2 separate regions of the Mus musculus genome follow, and region 2 is linked to region 1. A link is a loop called in an ENCODE intact Hi-C map of the cell type or tissue named here. Cell type or tissue: gastrocnemius. All regions are shown on one strand.

Evidence for each region. Hi-C counts contacts between places; a loop is a spot of excess contacts. Peaks named below come from ENCODE experiments on the same cell type or tissue, not always from the same donor. Only the 100,000 strongest peaks of a DNase experiment are listed, where the experiment ranks them.
Region 2: a loop joins it to region 1, with 1.9 times the contacts of the local background. A loop is called at or near these places in 2 of 42 quality-filtered maps.

What each region holds. Positions count from the first base shown.
Region 1 is chr9:28,098,102-28,106,101 of GRCm38, reverse strand. The region is part of intron 1 of Opcml (opioid binding protein/cell adhesion molecule-like); the gene reads right to left. Among named protein-coding and RNA genes, the nearest start is that of Gm39313, 290 kb to the left of the region's middle. In gastrocnemius, no CTCF peak of the experiment used is centred here; DNase peaks (open chromatin) are centred at 3,912 and 4,243.
Region 2 is chr9:27,920,742-27,928,741 of GRCm38, reverse strand. All of the region lies in intron 1 of Opcml (opioid binding protein/cell adhesion molecule-like), which reads right to left. Among named protein-coding and RNA genes, the nearest start is that of Opcml, 130 kb to the right of the region's middle. In gastrocnemius, no CTCF peak of the experiment used is centred here; DNase peaks (open chromatin) are centred at 4,268 and 4,571; H3K27ac peaks cover 1,306 bases.

The DNA.
Region 1 (8,000 bases):
TATTCACTCATTTTAGTCAGATTCTGGCTACAGAGTAGTTACAGTAAGATCATATCAATTCAGTGCTAACCTGTCCTTGACAAGCCTTGACCTTGTTCCTGGATCAATATTATAATACCATCCATTCCTTCTCACCTAGACTACCATTCTGAGTGGGTGAGCTGGCCCAGGAGTCTAGCATTTGGGTTTCTGCAGCTGTTTTCCAAACTGGAAGATTGGTAATGTATGTCAGGTCCCCAGGACCCAGTGGAGCACTGGTAGAAGAAGAACAGGGAAGCAGGTTGTATGATATCTTCATCTGAGTTCCTTAGAAGGTAACAACGTAATTGGAGTCCAAGTTTTGTGTGTGAGTCACACCAGGATTAATCACCGGGAGCTGTTAGAGGCATGCACCTGGGAACTATATTAGGAAAGAAAACAAGGATAAGATCGTTGAAAAGCTAAAACTCACCCATTCTTCTGAATGGCAGTCTCTTTCATGTGGCCTGAGAGAACTGTCTAAGCTGCCTTTAATTATCTCCCATGCTGTAGCGTTCTGGCAGGCCTGAGGTCAGAACTAAAGATGTATCTGTGAATAGCATGGAGCCTTACAGACCTTAAACTAGCCTAAGGATTTTGAAGTGGTTTTAACCTCCTTATGCAGAAGAGTTGCCTGCCTGCCCAAGAATGTTCTTTCCGGTTTTAGAATCCTACACACAGTATATATTGTCTTCCATCACCGCTATATCCTTTCTCCAAACTCTCAGCTGTTAAAGCCCCAAGTACTTCCTCATGTTACCATTTTAAAGCCTGACTCAAAAGGAGCTTCAGGGACCCCTAAGTGCAGAGCAGTATCCCCATGCCAAGGAACCCTATGCCCTTTAGAGTCTCTTTACAAAATGTTCTTCACTGCATTTCTGTGCTCAGTTGTAGGAGGGCCCCAGTTCTCAGTAGTGAGTCAGAGACTCAAAATTGGTTGAGACTAACCTCACTGTTATATGGCCTCTCCATCTTTCTTGGTGGAAATGGGAATGGGAAATCATTCAGTATCTTTTGTTATTACCCGAACCAACTTTCCATTTTTTTAGAGTCTCCAACTATGTTATGATGCTCTAATGCAGCTGCTGTCCTAAATGCAGCTGCTGTCCTTTGTATGACACAGCAAGGACCTGACTACTGCCATTTCCAGTCTTTAGCTGGTCATTCTCATCAACTGCTCCCTTGGCAGCTCGTAATGGGCAGTCCTACTCATGATGATACAGGATGGTGAGCTGCTTAGGTCATCTGAACATAACAAGCTCTTCATACACAGGACTACCAAGCCAGAGCAATTTAAGAAATCTGGGTCCCTAAAGATGACTTGGTCTTGTGCTTCTAAGAACATCACATGCCTTCTCTCTGCATTATGTTAGCTGTGTGATCTCAGCAAAATGACATGGACTCAGACACAGTACCTTCTTCTACAACATCTTACTTAGTGGATGGAGGTACAAATTATGAACTACTACCCATGTGTCCTGTAGTGCCTTGTCCAGGAAATCCCAAGGTTCTTCTGTGGTTTGGGCTACAAAGAGCCACAGCTTGTTTTTACTGCCCATATAAGGTGGAATCTCAGAAAAGGAGGCAAACGCTCATGAGTGAGAGTGCAGTCTTAACCTCTGAACATCCAGAGGTGATATGAGAATTAAGCCAACCACACACCAGCACACACCACACACCACACACACACACACCACACACCAGCACAGGCTGCACAGAAACATGTTAATACAGAAGGCTGTTTTTATATACGCTGGCTAATGAGTTTTGACCTGTGTCAATTTGGTCTCATAATTACTGGACTTGGAATCGTGTTAGCCAATTGGACTTATGCTGTGATCTCAGCCATTTCAACTGTTCTTGATTAGCAGAGTAGACACCAAGGACAAGGAAAAATACCTAATGTTCTCCTCTTCTGGATAAGTCTGATTGGACAGAGCTGGCTTTCTGTGGCTGCAGTGGGAAGAAGCTTTCTTTCCCCATTAGTCAACCTTGGATCTTCTGCTTTCCTAAAGCTCCCTATGGCCAGGGCAGCAAAAACAAACAACACCTTGCAAGCAGGAGTTTGGACATCAGTCTGAATATATCAGGCCCAAATCCATTGGCTCTTGGGCCAGTGGTAGATAGGGCTGAGGAGACATTTCAAGGGTGATAAACTGTCTAAAGAGACACTCAGGAAGGCCCATTACAACAGAAAGGCAATGGAGGGTACCCCAAAAATCTAAGAGAGCACTGAGCCAGGTGAGGAGAAAGTAAGAACAGAGCCCTCAGATGCACACAGGCAACTGGAGAATAAGCTGGGAGTCGATCAGCAAGGAGGTGAGTACTGCTAGGATTCATCAAGGGGCAGAGAGAGCTCCTAAGACCCTTGCATGGTGGCAAATCCATTATATGAGCTGCTGCTGTGGAGGCAGGATGTTGTTTCTTACATCATGCAATTCATGTAGTTGCCAGGGAGATTGATACTCCTCAAGGAAAATCCAAAGGTCTAAGGTAAGTAAATAGGGATATAGAAATAAGTGACCACGTGCCCTGCTTATTCCTAGAACCTTGCACTCATCCTCACTTCCTGTCCTCACATCAAAACGTTCCTGTCTGGTTGATGGAGGAGCATGAGGTTTCTAAGCCTTTCCTCTCCTTGCCTGTCTTCCATCACACATGTCCATTTTCATCTGCTACTCCTTCTTTGGCTTCTGGTTTATTTTGTCTACAAACTGCTGATACAAATGTCCAAAATAAATTATGCTAAATAATAGATGAAGACAGCTACATAATTTATAATGTTAGAAGCCAAGCAGAGCTGGCTGGGCTGTGTTCAAGGCTGCGGTCCTTCTCCGTGACTGCAACGTAGAACATAGGTACATCTAGCTTTAATTCTAGAAATAATCTGAGAGCTAGGGTTAGATTTTGGTTTATCTTTCTCTGAGTGTTTGCTTTTAGGTGATCCCACACTCCCCAGGTAGGTCATAAGCCAGGATGTGGGCATTCTGGGCGCTCTCCAGTCCAGGTAGAACTCAGTACTTTGCTAAGACCAACCCTCCTTAAAACAGTCTAGCCTCTGGCTGTAACACTCAAACATACAGGTCTGTCCCTCTAGCCCAGTGGTGTAAGCAATGTCCTTGCCCACCACACAGAGCAATGAGTATAAATTCAGAAATAGCTTTGGAAATGAAACTGCTTTCTATAAGAAAGTCCTCTACAACCAGTTCTGTGGCACTGTTTAGAAGGACACAGAGAAACGGGAGAGGCTATAGGGAAAAAAGGTAGCAGACCCTGGGAATCAACCAACTGCAGCTTTTGGTAGAGATGACTAATGAAGCATATCATTGTTTTAATTATTTCTCTTTCTTATAAAAAAATGACTTAACCTCATTGGTGTCTTGTAGCAGGGAAGGATGATAAAAATAAGAGAAAAACACAGAATCAGAAAAACGAGGGGACAAGGGTCAGAGAGAAGAAACTGCATCGGGGGAGCATTCAGAAAGAGAAAACCTTCGTCTTGTCTCCTCCACACAATCAATGAAAGTCTTTGTTTTGTGTTTCTGAACCCTGCAGGGTATGATTGGAGACAGTTAGATAGTACATGTTTTTCTATAGCAGTGGGATGTTTCTATTGTTTAAAACAAAAACAAATCCCCCAAACAGGTATCCCTGCCTTAGCTTTCACAGGGGCTGAGAATGGGTTATAGATTAAAGCTCCCCAATGCTCATCTGTGCCATGTTGGCCTGGAAGGAACTCCTTCAGCCACATCTGACCAACCAGTTCTTGTCATTAGCAACCAAGTGTTAAGCCAGAGAAGCTTGTCTGGGAACATCTCCAAAGTGGCAAGTAAGCCACAATTTAGCTAATGTGCACCACTGTAGGCCCTGGCTTTGGCCAGAGCATATGTGGGTAGAGTATCTGGTGGGAGGAGGGAAGCTGGGAAGGAAGTGGGTTTGGGGATGCTCATTTGCAAGAACTGCCCAGCTGAGATAACATTTAAAATGAAACCAGAGAAGGTCCAATGTTCTGTAATCCTGCAGCAGCTGCTCATTTTGGGTTGAGCTTGGGAAAGAACAGTTTGCCATTAGTCAGTCCCCAAGCCAAGATTGGCTGATGGTGGCTTCTGGTCTCCCTACGCTACCTCTGAGGGGATCACTCAGCTGTGTCCTAAGGATGCTAAACAACAGAAAAAAGAACACGATGGCTTGTAGACTCCATCCATGTGTATGGCCCTTGGGATGCCCTTGCAGATGGGCCTGGCTGGAGACAGGGAGAGTTTGGATGTGCTCTTTGAAGCTTGGTGCCCAGGGAGGGCAGCTGGTGGGCTTGTTCTGCTGTTCTTCAGCCTGTCATGTACCACTCTTAACATGGTTTGCACATCCTGGAGATGCAGATTATCTCTCAGTACAGAGGACCAAGCTGCCCTCTGGGTGTTTGAGCCTAAAAAGCATAGCCAACATCCCCAGAAGCTTGGCCACAGCTGCCTACATGGAGCCTAAGAAGCTGATCCTTTGCTTATACTCCAGATCAGGGCTGCAGTCCTTCTCCCTGTGTCTGTAGCTTCTCCCATTTGAGGAGAACCAGCTTTTCCTTGTGTTGTAAAATGACAAATAAGACTAAACTGATTTTGAACATATTAATAGTACCAGATGGCTTCATAAAATGTAAATAGAGCAATAAAGTATAAGTGGGGGCTTCCCAATAATTAATTTTGGGTTTACACTGTCCAATGAGATCTGGATCAGGTGTTGGCTTTCTCAGGTATTATTAGATGAGAAACTCACTCACACATCTTTCTAGACTGGGTCTTGATAGACCCCATGTCTCTCTCCCTGGTTCTCCCATCCTTAGCTGAGAGGAACTTTGAAGTTTTACAGCACCATAGACTTGAAATAAAGACTTTCAGTTATCCCATTAGAATGTGTCAATAGGCTGGATAATTAGGAAAGCCATGAAGTACTTGGGGGACATAAAATATTCCATAAATGCACATTATTCTTGTTATAATGATGACACGGTAATAATAACTTGGCTTGTTGGAGCATTTACACAGTAGCAAATACTCTTCTATTTATTTGGCAATCATACACTTCGCTATTTATAGATGGAAAAGATTCTCTGATGCCAAGGTCAGTTCACTAGATAAAGCCAAGAGAGGAGATGTATTCTGGTTTCTAGTCTAACCTTGAGTTCAGAAAGATTCACAAAACCATAGTAACAGAAAAGCAATGGAACTGGACAAAATTCTGCTCTTCAGACTAACAGACTGAGCTCCTTATAATTATAGATCCAAAGAGCTTTTATCTAGTAACTGGGCAATCTTTGACAAATGACCTCTTCATGCCTCAGTTTCCCATCTTTCAAGAGTAAGAATTAAAATAGGAGCACTCTTTAGAGAGGGAGAAGGAAGTAAGTATAGAAGACGGAATGTTGGAATGCTTCAATGACTCAGGGATCCACCCATGCCTTTCTCATTTGATAGAGGACTCTTTTTTACTTGTGTGAGACCAGCATAAGAAAAAGACCTTAATTTATACCAAAGTAGATGCTTAGTTCTTTGTGTGTTTGTTTACATTTGTGCATGTGTGTGCTTGTATGTGAAGATCAGAGGATACTTTGAGGTGTCATTCATCAGCAGGTACTCTTTTTCTCTTGTTTGGTCGATTTATGACTTTGGCCTGGAGCTAGCTAATTGGGCCAGTATGGATAGGCAGTGAGCCTTAAGGTTCTGCCTCCCAGTGCTAGCATGACAAGTATATGCCACAGTGCCCAGCTTTTTGACATGGGCTCTGGTCATCACACAAAGTCCTGGTGCCTTCCTTGAAAGTACTGTACATGAAAGCTATCTCCTGACCTAGATTCAGAATTCTTAAAATGAAATTTCAGACCTTAATTAAGCATAAGGATGGATTGATTGATTGATGCAAAGCAAGGTGGCAACACCATTTAATAACAATAATAATTAACATGTAAGTGTTTATAATCGATATCGAATATCTTTCAAAGAGCTTTCTATGTGGTGAGTCATTAAATCTTCAAATGGCTCTGTTTGTTTGTCTGTTTTACTACAGTGAGGATGGAACTCGCAGCGTCATGCACATTCAGAAAGTGCCACCACTGAGCTGCTTACAGCTCAAGACACAGCTCCTTGAAACATGTATTCTGCAGATGAAATTTTACAGAGGAGGACCATTACAGAGTGACTAAGGTATTTGCACAAGGATAGGTGGCAGATATGGGACTGGAATTTTTCTGGGCTGACTGCTGAGTTCTTCAGGGGTGGGAACTAGATAGAATATATTCTTATATCCTCTTCCAAGTCTCAATCCTTTCTACCAACATTTTCCATCTTCACAGGTCCTAGTCCCTTCCCAGAGTGAGGCGCTGAACCAGATGCATAGGTTCATGGTCTTTATCCACTACAGATGTAGTCTATACAGAAAATGCCTTGCAAACTGATGGGTGTTTTGTGTTTGTTCATGAAGTCAGTGTTCTACTTCAATCAGGATGGATGCCCACTTTTTAGCCTACTTAAATGGTGATAGTTTTAATAAAACATACAATGACAACCTCTCCTTCCAACCTCATTCTTGAACCCCCAATTCCATCTGGACTTGTGGCTATTTTCCCTGAGTAACCAGATGTTTCCCAAGTGATAAGTTGCAAAAGCTGCCAACATCCTTTGCTATGCTTTTCTAACTTACTATGGCAGGCACAGTGATGGATCTAGGTCAATCACATGCAATATTTTAACATCTAAATTAAATGGCAAGCAACCCTGGAATCCATTACCTTCCCTATCTCTACTGAAATCAAACTAATGGGCCTGATTCATTTTTTTTTTTTTGTATGGATGTAGCTTAAGCAAGCACAAATGCCAATATAGACTCAGGTAACACTGGTCTGGGCGGAAAAGGAAAGTGAAGATGCTGGCTAAATGGTCCCATAGCCTGGAGGAACCCTGAATGGCCCTGTTGATAAAAGCAGTCCTTTTTGTCTTGCTCAGCATCCTGGGAGAGGGGATGAGTCCCTTGACACCTTGACAACCACATTTAAACATTCATAACTCAATATATTCCTGTCATGGTCCAATCTCACTGGGACAGAGAATGATTCTAAAATATATTTCATTTCATCAATTTCAGTTAAATTATTACATCTGAGGAAAAGAAATGTACCTTGGTTGATGTCACTGTGTCAGCTCAGCCCTGATTCAAGAAGACTGGTGTATAAGCAATGGTCGCTGTCTTTGCAAGGCTGGACACCTCCCCTGTGCTTTTGCCCTTCTGAATCAGTACCAACATCCTGTAAATGTCCCTGTGAACTCCAAGGATGATGCTTATGCCATACCAATGGCACCCAGATTCACCCTGCCCGTACCCTGCGCAGCTCCTCCAAGGCTTCTCTGGAGACACAGTCTACATTCTCTTGCCATCTTAGCACGTAAATCAGCTGTCAGCTGCACACCCAAATATCTCCGTTCTCATGATTTTGTCAGATCATCACCACTAATAGGATGTTGAAATTCGCAAATGCATCTATTTCCAGTAATAGGCCTATAGACTGCCGTCTACCAGTTTGAAAAGAGGGAGGTTTATGCTGGGGACAGGAATCTCACATGTCTCAAGAGGGCACCTGGCTTACTTGAATTGGGAGGTAATTTCCTCCTGGGACAGACTGCTGAGATCTCTAATACTGAAAGTTTAAATAGATCGGTGGCTGCAAAGCACAGCCAGCAACCTCAGAATTGCTCAGGAAATCACAGGGTTTTAAAGCAACAGGAGAAAAACGACAGCTCCCCCCATGCCTCACCACCCCACTTGGGCTGGGTTCCCTGTGGCTTTGTCTGGAAGTGCTGGGCTCTCCAGCCTGAAGGGCATCTATGGTGCCCAACAATAGACGTAGCAATATGCTTTCCCCAGTCTTTCTTGTCCACACAGGCAGCAGTGGGTCCAGTTTGTCTTGGACACAGTCAAGGACTTAGTCTTTCCATCTCAGA
Region 2 (8,000 bases), 180 kb after region 1:
CCAAGCTCTCCTACCATTGGATGTTCAGTGACTCCCCAGAGCAGTGCTTACACAGCCTGTCAATTACCATAAACTAAGTAGTTATGAACAACAGATATTTATTCCTTCACAGGAGGTTAGAAATCCAAAATCCAGACAGTGACAAGGACAGTTTCTTCTAAAAGCTGTGGGGGAGAATCAGCTTTGTGTGTCTGAAGTAGCTCCTTCCTGTAGACACACCATTCCAATCTCCACTCTCTTCCTCACATGGCATTTCTTGTTTATCTGTGTCTTCGGATCTTCCTTGACATGAGTCTTAATTCATCTCCTTTTAGTGCCATCGGTCTTCTCGTTTACCCTCATCTTAACCTGATTACCTCTACAAAGAGATTGCTTCCAATTATGTTTGCTGGCCTGAGCAGATAGACATGAAGAGATATTTTCAGAGGGCACATAGCATCCTACAATCCCTTCAGGACTGGGAGAAACAAAAGCTAACACTCACATAACACCACATGCTGAGTATGACCTCAGTGCACACAGCTTTCATTACTTAAGTAATCCTAACCACAGTCAAGTATCAGTGTCTTCCTTCCCATCCTTACAATCTAGGGACAAGGTGACTTTCCAAGGTCACCCAGGTGGCTAAGGTTTTGTTTTTGTTTTTGTTTTTTGTCTTGTTTTTAAACACATTTTATTATTTTCAAGTGTCAGCATGTGCATGTGTATGCACAAGTGAGTGTGTGCCAGCACACATACATGTGTGTATGTACACATGCAGGTAAATGCATCTTAGTACAATTTTCCACAAGTTAGAAAAAAAATGACATCAGCTGGGTTTATATGTGTTAGATACCTGAAATGGATGCTAGAAAACAAACTCAAGTTTTCTGTTTGAGAAATATATTCTTGTGTTCTTAACTGTCAAGCCATATCTCCAACTCCACCCAATACAAATGCCTCTTTACCATGAGGCTACACTGTCTCATATAGGTCATAGATGAGACTAGGCTGGTTAAGCGATGCTTAATAGAGAAACAGAAAGTGGAAGAGGTGTCCAAAGGAGGCTGAGACTGTTATGGTCAAAGTTATTTGAATTGAGGTGTTGTCTCACCTGATCTTAGGTGAGAAGTGCTGAATGCCAGAAGCAGTACTGATCATAGACGTGGTGGGGGTGGGGTTAAAATTTCCCAAAGCTACAAGTCAATTTGCAAAGTCTGTTCTAGTGCAGAATAAGATATAAGCAGATAATAACTACATAATACGTTACGATGTATCATAAACACATGGAGCAACTATAGGAATCATCACAGGGAAATGGCACTTGACATTTTACAATTTCCTCATGCATGTAGATTTCCATGCCCCAATCAGAGTACAATATCTTGAGAGGTTCAATTCGTTTGTTTGTTAATCAGTTTGTTTGTTTATCCCTAACAGGCTTTTGTTGGGCTTGCTTCAGGCACCAAAGCAGGGCACCCAGCAAAGGCAACTATAAAGGATGCTTGCTCAACCAAGAATGTGAAGAAACAGGACACTGTGGCTCCAGTCCTTTAAACACTTGACTTTCCCATCTCAATGACACAACCAGGAGACACTAGGGAAGCTCATGGTTGCTAACCGTGCCCTTCTCTTGGAATTTCAGATGTTCCACAGAATTCTACAGGCACCCCTGGTTCCTTAGAGAGTGTGGACTGTATTTGGGGGAACATGACCCACCAGGCAGACTGTGTCTGGCAGCCACAGGCTTAGGATCTCAGCTCTACTTTCAGAGCCCATGGTTTGTTCCCCAGGTTTGCCCCCTACTACTTGTATATATGTGTTCTTTCTGTCATAATCTGCATTTCAACCTTCCTTCCTCCACCATAGGATATGAGACACAGAAGACCTGAAAGCTGCTGATCTTCACACAGATCGACTCACCTCTGCTTCTAGCTTCTTGTCTCGCCTAGATATTTCTTTGCAATCTGGCCCAATGCCTATGGAAGCAGCCCTTCCACAGCCTTGCTGCAAGCCTTGAGCAGAGACAACAGGATCTGTCTTGAACCTATATCTCAAAGCTTCAGATGATGCCCACTTCTACAGCAATAGCGGATCTACTTTCTTGCCTCCCATCCAAGGATATTCCTCCTTTTACCAGCCCTCTCACTCTCCAGTTAAAGAGTTTTACACCACAGAGGAAACCCAGGACAAAGTGAAGACTAAGCATTGTGTCCCATGCAAGGGAGAAAAATACATGGCTCTGCTGGCCAGGAACCAGAAAGGAAATTATTTCTTCCCTTTTGTACTCTCCCTACACTTCATTTCTGTTGCTCTGTTTGTTTAGAGCTTACTTTGCTTCCACAAATATAATAGGTCCACTGGGGATGGACGGTGTCTAATTGTGTGCTGTTTGCAATGCCTGGAACATTACAGTTCTCAATGAACACATTATTATTATGATTATTGTTATGATCTATCGTAACAATAATTGCAATTCAGTGCACATTTCTCTATACTTCAGGCTGCATAGGGATTCAAGAATATACTCATGGTCCCCTGGATATCCCTAAATGCCCTGGATAAGGATCTAAATTTATGAGGTGCATGTTGGAGCTGTACCTCTAGACTTACAGAGACTGGAGGGTATTTATCTCCTAGTCACAAAGGGAGCAGAATGGGAGACCTTCTCCTTCTATGCAAAGGAGAATAAGAAATAAGGCGTGATCAGAACAGATAGAGAAAGGAGGAATTGTATTAGAACACATGTTGGTTCACCCCCCACTCACCAGAGACAGTGAAGACCACAGCTAGAGCTGACCCAGTGGCAGAAAACCTGTTCAGGCAATGATAAGAAAAATCATTTACTGGGCACATTAATTTAAGTCGTGGGAGCTGAGCTCTCCCTAGGTTGCCCATTGGATAAATGCTGTCAGGATATGCTGTGAGCTCTTCCAATGAGATGTAATAATTGAATTTGTTTTCATTTAATTTGGAGGGCCTTTAATTAAAAGCCAGGCTTGTGTGTGCAGAGAGATAAAGCCAGGCACACCAAGAATGGGGGTAATTTAGGTGCTGAATGCGGTAATTAATTGTAAATTCAGAGGTCAGGAGACTGGCATTATCTTTGGGAAATCAGCATAGGGAGCTGGCCATCCGGCTGGAATAGGGTCTGAAGTAGCGGAAACATACGCTTAAGTGATTTTTTGAAACCTTAATCGCAATTACAGAGCAGTGCGGAGGTTAATTTGCAAAGTTCATTAATCAGAGGCATAAATACATCAGTGATCACCTGGTGCAAGAGAACCTGGAATGTTGTTTTCCAGCCATGATTTCCAAAAGTCAGCCTGGGGAATGAAGTACACTCTATCCTCCTCTGACTCTTCCTACTTGCCTTCATCTTCAAGCTGCTTAGAAACGTATTTCTCCCCTCTTGGTAGGAGCTGAAGCCTAACAGCAAAGACTGCTTTGGATAATACAAAATACATCTTATAATGATGAGACTTGCACAAAGAATAATCCCAGAATACTTTTTAGGGTATTCTATTAGTAGCCTAGACAGTAACACCTAGAGATAATATCAAAAGACAAAGCTTGAATTAATGTCCAATTTTAATCTCTAGAGTTAGGAGTTGAAGGTTAACTAGAGTGGTCAATCTTCAGATTCTATTGTATTTCACAATATAAAGCAATAAAGGTCAATGCGTGTGCTTACATGTGAGTTTCTCCCTTGAAAAATGACAGTCTATTAGATGCATATTTTGTGCTTCAGAGAGCATCGTGATGGGAGTATGTCCCAGCATGCAATGGTGGAGGTGATAGAAGCCTGCTACCTTCCAGTGCTCCATGCAGGAATAGAGATGCAGGGACTGTGCTAGTGTTCAGAAACTCACATTTGTTTAGTTCGCCACCTCAGAAGACAATAGTTCTCGAACACAAATGGTCACAACTACCTCTGCCCAGGCTTATTTCTGGATGTCTTCCACTTTTCACTCCCTATCTCTCAAGGTTCTAATTGCCTCCCACAGGAGAGGATTTCACAGGTCGGAAAATTACCTCAGAGAAAGGGAGCCAGATCAGAAAATTCCACCAAGATTGCTTGGGGCACTTCTTAAACACATAAAAGTTTTCATCTTTCCCCAGACCTCCTGAACCAGGCCCTCAAGGATCTGAAATCTAGGTAATAATTCTGAAACACCCTGAATCATTGCTTCACCAGCTAAACAAAGCTCTGAACTTCTCCAGCCTCTTCAGCTCCATGAGTGGGTGTATTGCTAGAAGCTGAACACCTGCTGTGTGCCTGGCAGTTTGCAATCCTAGAATGTAATCATGGCCTCTGAGGGCTGCAAACTTGAATGCATTCACCTCTCTGCCATTGAATAACTTCATCTCTATCTCTGCCAACCACTCCCTATCTTCTGTTAAGGTTTGATTTTTTTTTTTTTTCACACCTACTCAGCTACAGGCTCCCTCTATGTCCCTGGTACATACCTTGGACAGAGAAACAAACAGCAGGAAGATCAAACAGAACGAATGTAGATTGCCAACAGAAGGAGGCAATGACCCTCTAGAACAGCAAGCAGCACAAGCTCGGCTTCACAGATGGTGAAACTGGGGTGTAGACACATTTGCAGCAACAGAGAGCTCAGTTCTGGAGCCAGGGCTCTTTGGTCATAAAACAGGGCTCTGCAGGCTCATGCCAGGGATCTTTCAGGCCTAAGTGGTGAGTTCAGAAAACTCAACAGACAAAGCAAGAATGTGATTAGGAGGTGGTGGAGAAAAATCTTTGGAGTGAGGGATAGGAATGCTGATATTACCATCGAGAATATTTGATCCATGATTAGAAACTAAAAACACCTTGTCTCCGGATGGGAGATTCAAGCAACGAAATTTCTCTAATACAAGCACAATTAATCTAATCTAAGCACAATTATGATTCCTGCTGCTGAGATCTGCTTTTAAGCTCCATATTTGAAGTCATTTTCTTACATATATTATCTTTGCCAGTGGCTCTTGACCTTCCAAATATTGCAACCCTTTAATAAAGCTCCTCATGTTGCAATGACCCCCAACCACAAAATTGTTTCATTGCTATTTCATAACTGTAAGTTTACAACTGTTACAAACCTTAATGTAAATATCTGATATGCAAGATATCTGTTATGCAACCCTTAAAGAGGTTGTGACCCACAAGTTGAGATCTGCTAATCTATTGGTTTTCATTTATTTATTTTTAATTTTGTGTGTGAGCATGTGCACATGCGTGTGTGTGTGTGTGTGTGTGTGTGTGTGTGTGTGTGTGTGTGTATACACCATGTTACTAGTATGTAAGGCAAAGGGGATAAATTCCTTTCTTCCACCATGTGGATTCTGTTGATTGAATTCAGGTTATCAGTCTTGGCAACAAATGTTTTAACCACCTGGGTTATCTTGCTGGCCTGAATTTTTCTGCCATCTGAATTACTGGCCACAAATCACAGTTCAGATATCAGATAGTTACTCTGAATCATATCAATAGTAAGAGACTCAATTCCACTCAAAACAAGGATGATAGTTTAAGTTAAAGGCTTAGTCATCAGTTAAGCATCTAGATCAAAGATAAGAGCTGTATGCCCCCATAGGCACTAAATAAAGTCTTGGGGCTGGAGAGATGGCTCAATGGTTAAGAATACTTGTTGCTTTTTCAGAGGACCTGGGTTCAATTCCAACATGATGGTTCAAAACCATTTGTAACTCCATTTCTAAGAGATGCAACTGGGTACCATGCACATATGTACTGAATATACATACATGCAGGCAAAATACTCACATAAAATAGAATGAGTTAATCTTCCAAAAAAATGTTTCTTGCCTACAGGGCTTGACAGTCTAGTCAGAGAGACAGAAAACATCACACTATGTGAGTCCCATAATCATGAGAAATGTCCTGTACTCTGAGAACATGTGGGTAGGCCTTCATCATTTATCTGTAAACAGAAGATGGGCAGAGATAGGCCAAGGAAAGATGTGCTGACGGTGAAGAAGTAATAAAGAATAAGGCCAACTGAGAAGACAGATCATGCCAAGCCTTCAGGATGAAAATTAAAGCCATGATGTTTTAATTTGATGCTCAGGATCCTGGAACTGCCTGGGATGAACAAGGCTTACTCACAGCCTATGAGAGCTAGTATTACACTAGGATAGCATATGAACAAGCAGGCATGGGTTGAATGGCCTTAAGGTTTCTATTTGAAATCTGTGTGGTTAGACACTTACCCTGAACTCATCTGATACCTCCACACTCCTGAGTCCCCTGGTAAATTGCTTTTCTTGTGAGTATTACGGAAGAGAGGCAGGGCAGGAGATACCCACACACATGTTCAGCTGCTTTAAGGGGCCATGCATTCAGGATCTTTTTCTCTAGGTTGTAATTGCTCCCTTGAGAAGGGTTGGAAGGTTGTGAGGCATGAGTTGGCTTGTCTTGCTGTCTGGCTCTATTTTGGGAAGTGGTTTAGAAGTTGGGGGAGGGGGGGGGAGCTGGGTGCTTTTCCCTCTCCCCTTGAGTGAAAGCATAGATATGTTAAGGGGAAATTTCTCATTTCCATTGGCTCTTTTGATGTTGCTGGGGAAACAAAGCAAAGCAGTAGCAAGTCTCCAAATGGGCTCTAAAGAAGAAATATATTTTAAATAAAGCACTAAAGCAAAAACATCCCTTCACGATTTGTTGTGTATTCTGATTCGCCTCTGCCTGCTGCCAGGAAAGGCTTTGTGAAGTACAGCAGTAATTCAGAAGAAGCTCCAACTTAACTTTAGAAATAACAGGACCACTCATCCCTTGACCTACACTAACAGTGTGCTTTCAAATCCAGTCATGGTTCCCTGCAGTTAGTCAGAAGTTTTCATTCTTCCCTCCAGTTTTCTTACACTTGAATCTCCCTTGGCTAGACCTACAGGTGGGTGAAATTCCAAATACTACCCGGAGGAATTAAATGTATATCAAAATTGTAGTGGATGAAGGCTAAGTAAGAATGCTGAAACTGAGGCATACATAGTAAACTCCCAAGCTTGCATGAAAGATGCAGGGTCCTCAAATGTCAAGAACTAAGGAGGGCATGCACAATAGTTGTAGATGGTGGGAAGTTCTTCCCACCTGTCCCTGTCACACTAGAGAGCTCAGGGACAGGGGTAAGGAGGACTTAATGTGATTTAACTTTTAAAAAGGATGAATAATCTTTAGTCCACATCTGAACTTTCAAAGCAAGGCTCACAAGTACTCTTTGACCCCACTATTATTTTAAAGTGGTGGCTGATGAGCCAATCCCTGGAAATTATTTTCTCAGTTTGCCTTGGAAAGCATCATTAGGGACCAGTGCAGTTCTCAAAGGAATCCTCTAAGAGAAAGGAGCTAGGCCAAAAGAGGCCAGGGGCAGCCAGAAGTTATAGGAAAGGAACCATGAAGATGGTGTGTAGCTAACCAGGCCAGACTGGGCCTTGCTGTTTGTATAAGCTTCACTCCTTATATCATATAGTTTCTGTATTATTACCCCTTAATCTTAGTAGTGGTTTTGGTTGTTTCTGTTAACAGTCACTTATTGTCCTCACATACATTGTTTTGTATTATTATCACAAACCTAAGAGGTTCTGGGCAGATATTATTTCTGCCCATCAATTTATCAATGAACAAATGACATGTTCCATGAGTAGAGCTGAGAATAAAGCTCAAAGTTTTTCAAACCCTTAGTTTTACCATGTTTCTGTGGCAGGAAATAATAGGAAGGTGCATCTCCCCTCAACTGTAGCCTTTTCATGTTATCTCCAAGTACATCCATCAGTGTAAGACGAAAGGAAAGGACAAGGTTTCTTCCCTCACACAAAAAGGATCAGTGAACATGAACACCTCTCATTTTGAATGTCATCAAAGCAGCTGCATACCTGTAACCCCTCTAGACTTATCTTCCCATTTAGTAAAAGACACTCTGACTCTGGGTGGAAATACATAGCACAGTTCAGTTGGCTTGTGTAAAGAAGCAATGAAGACCATAGCCTCCAGGGGTGGTTATGAA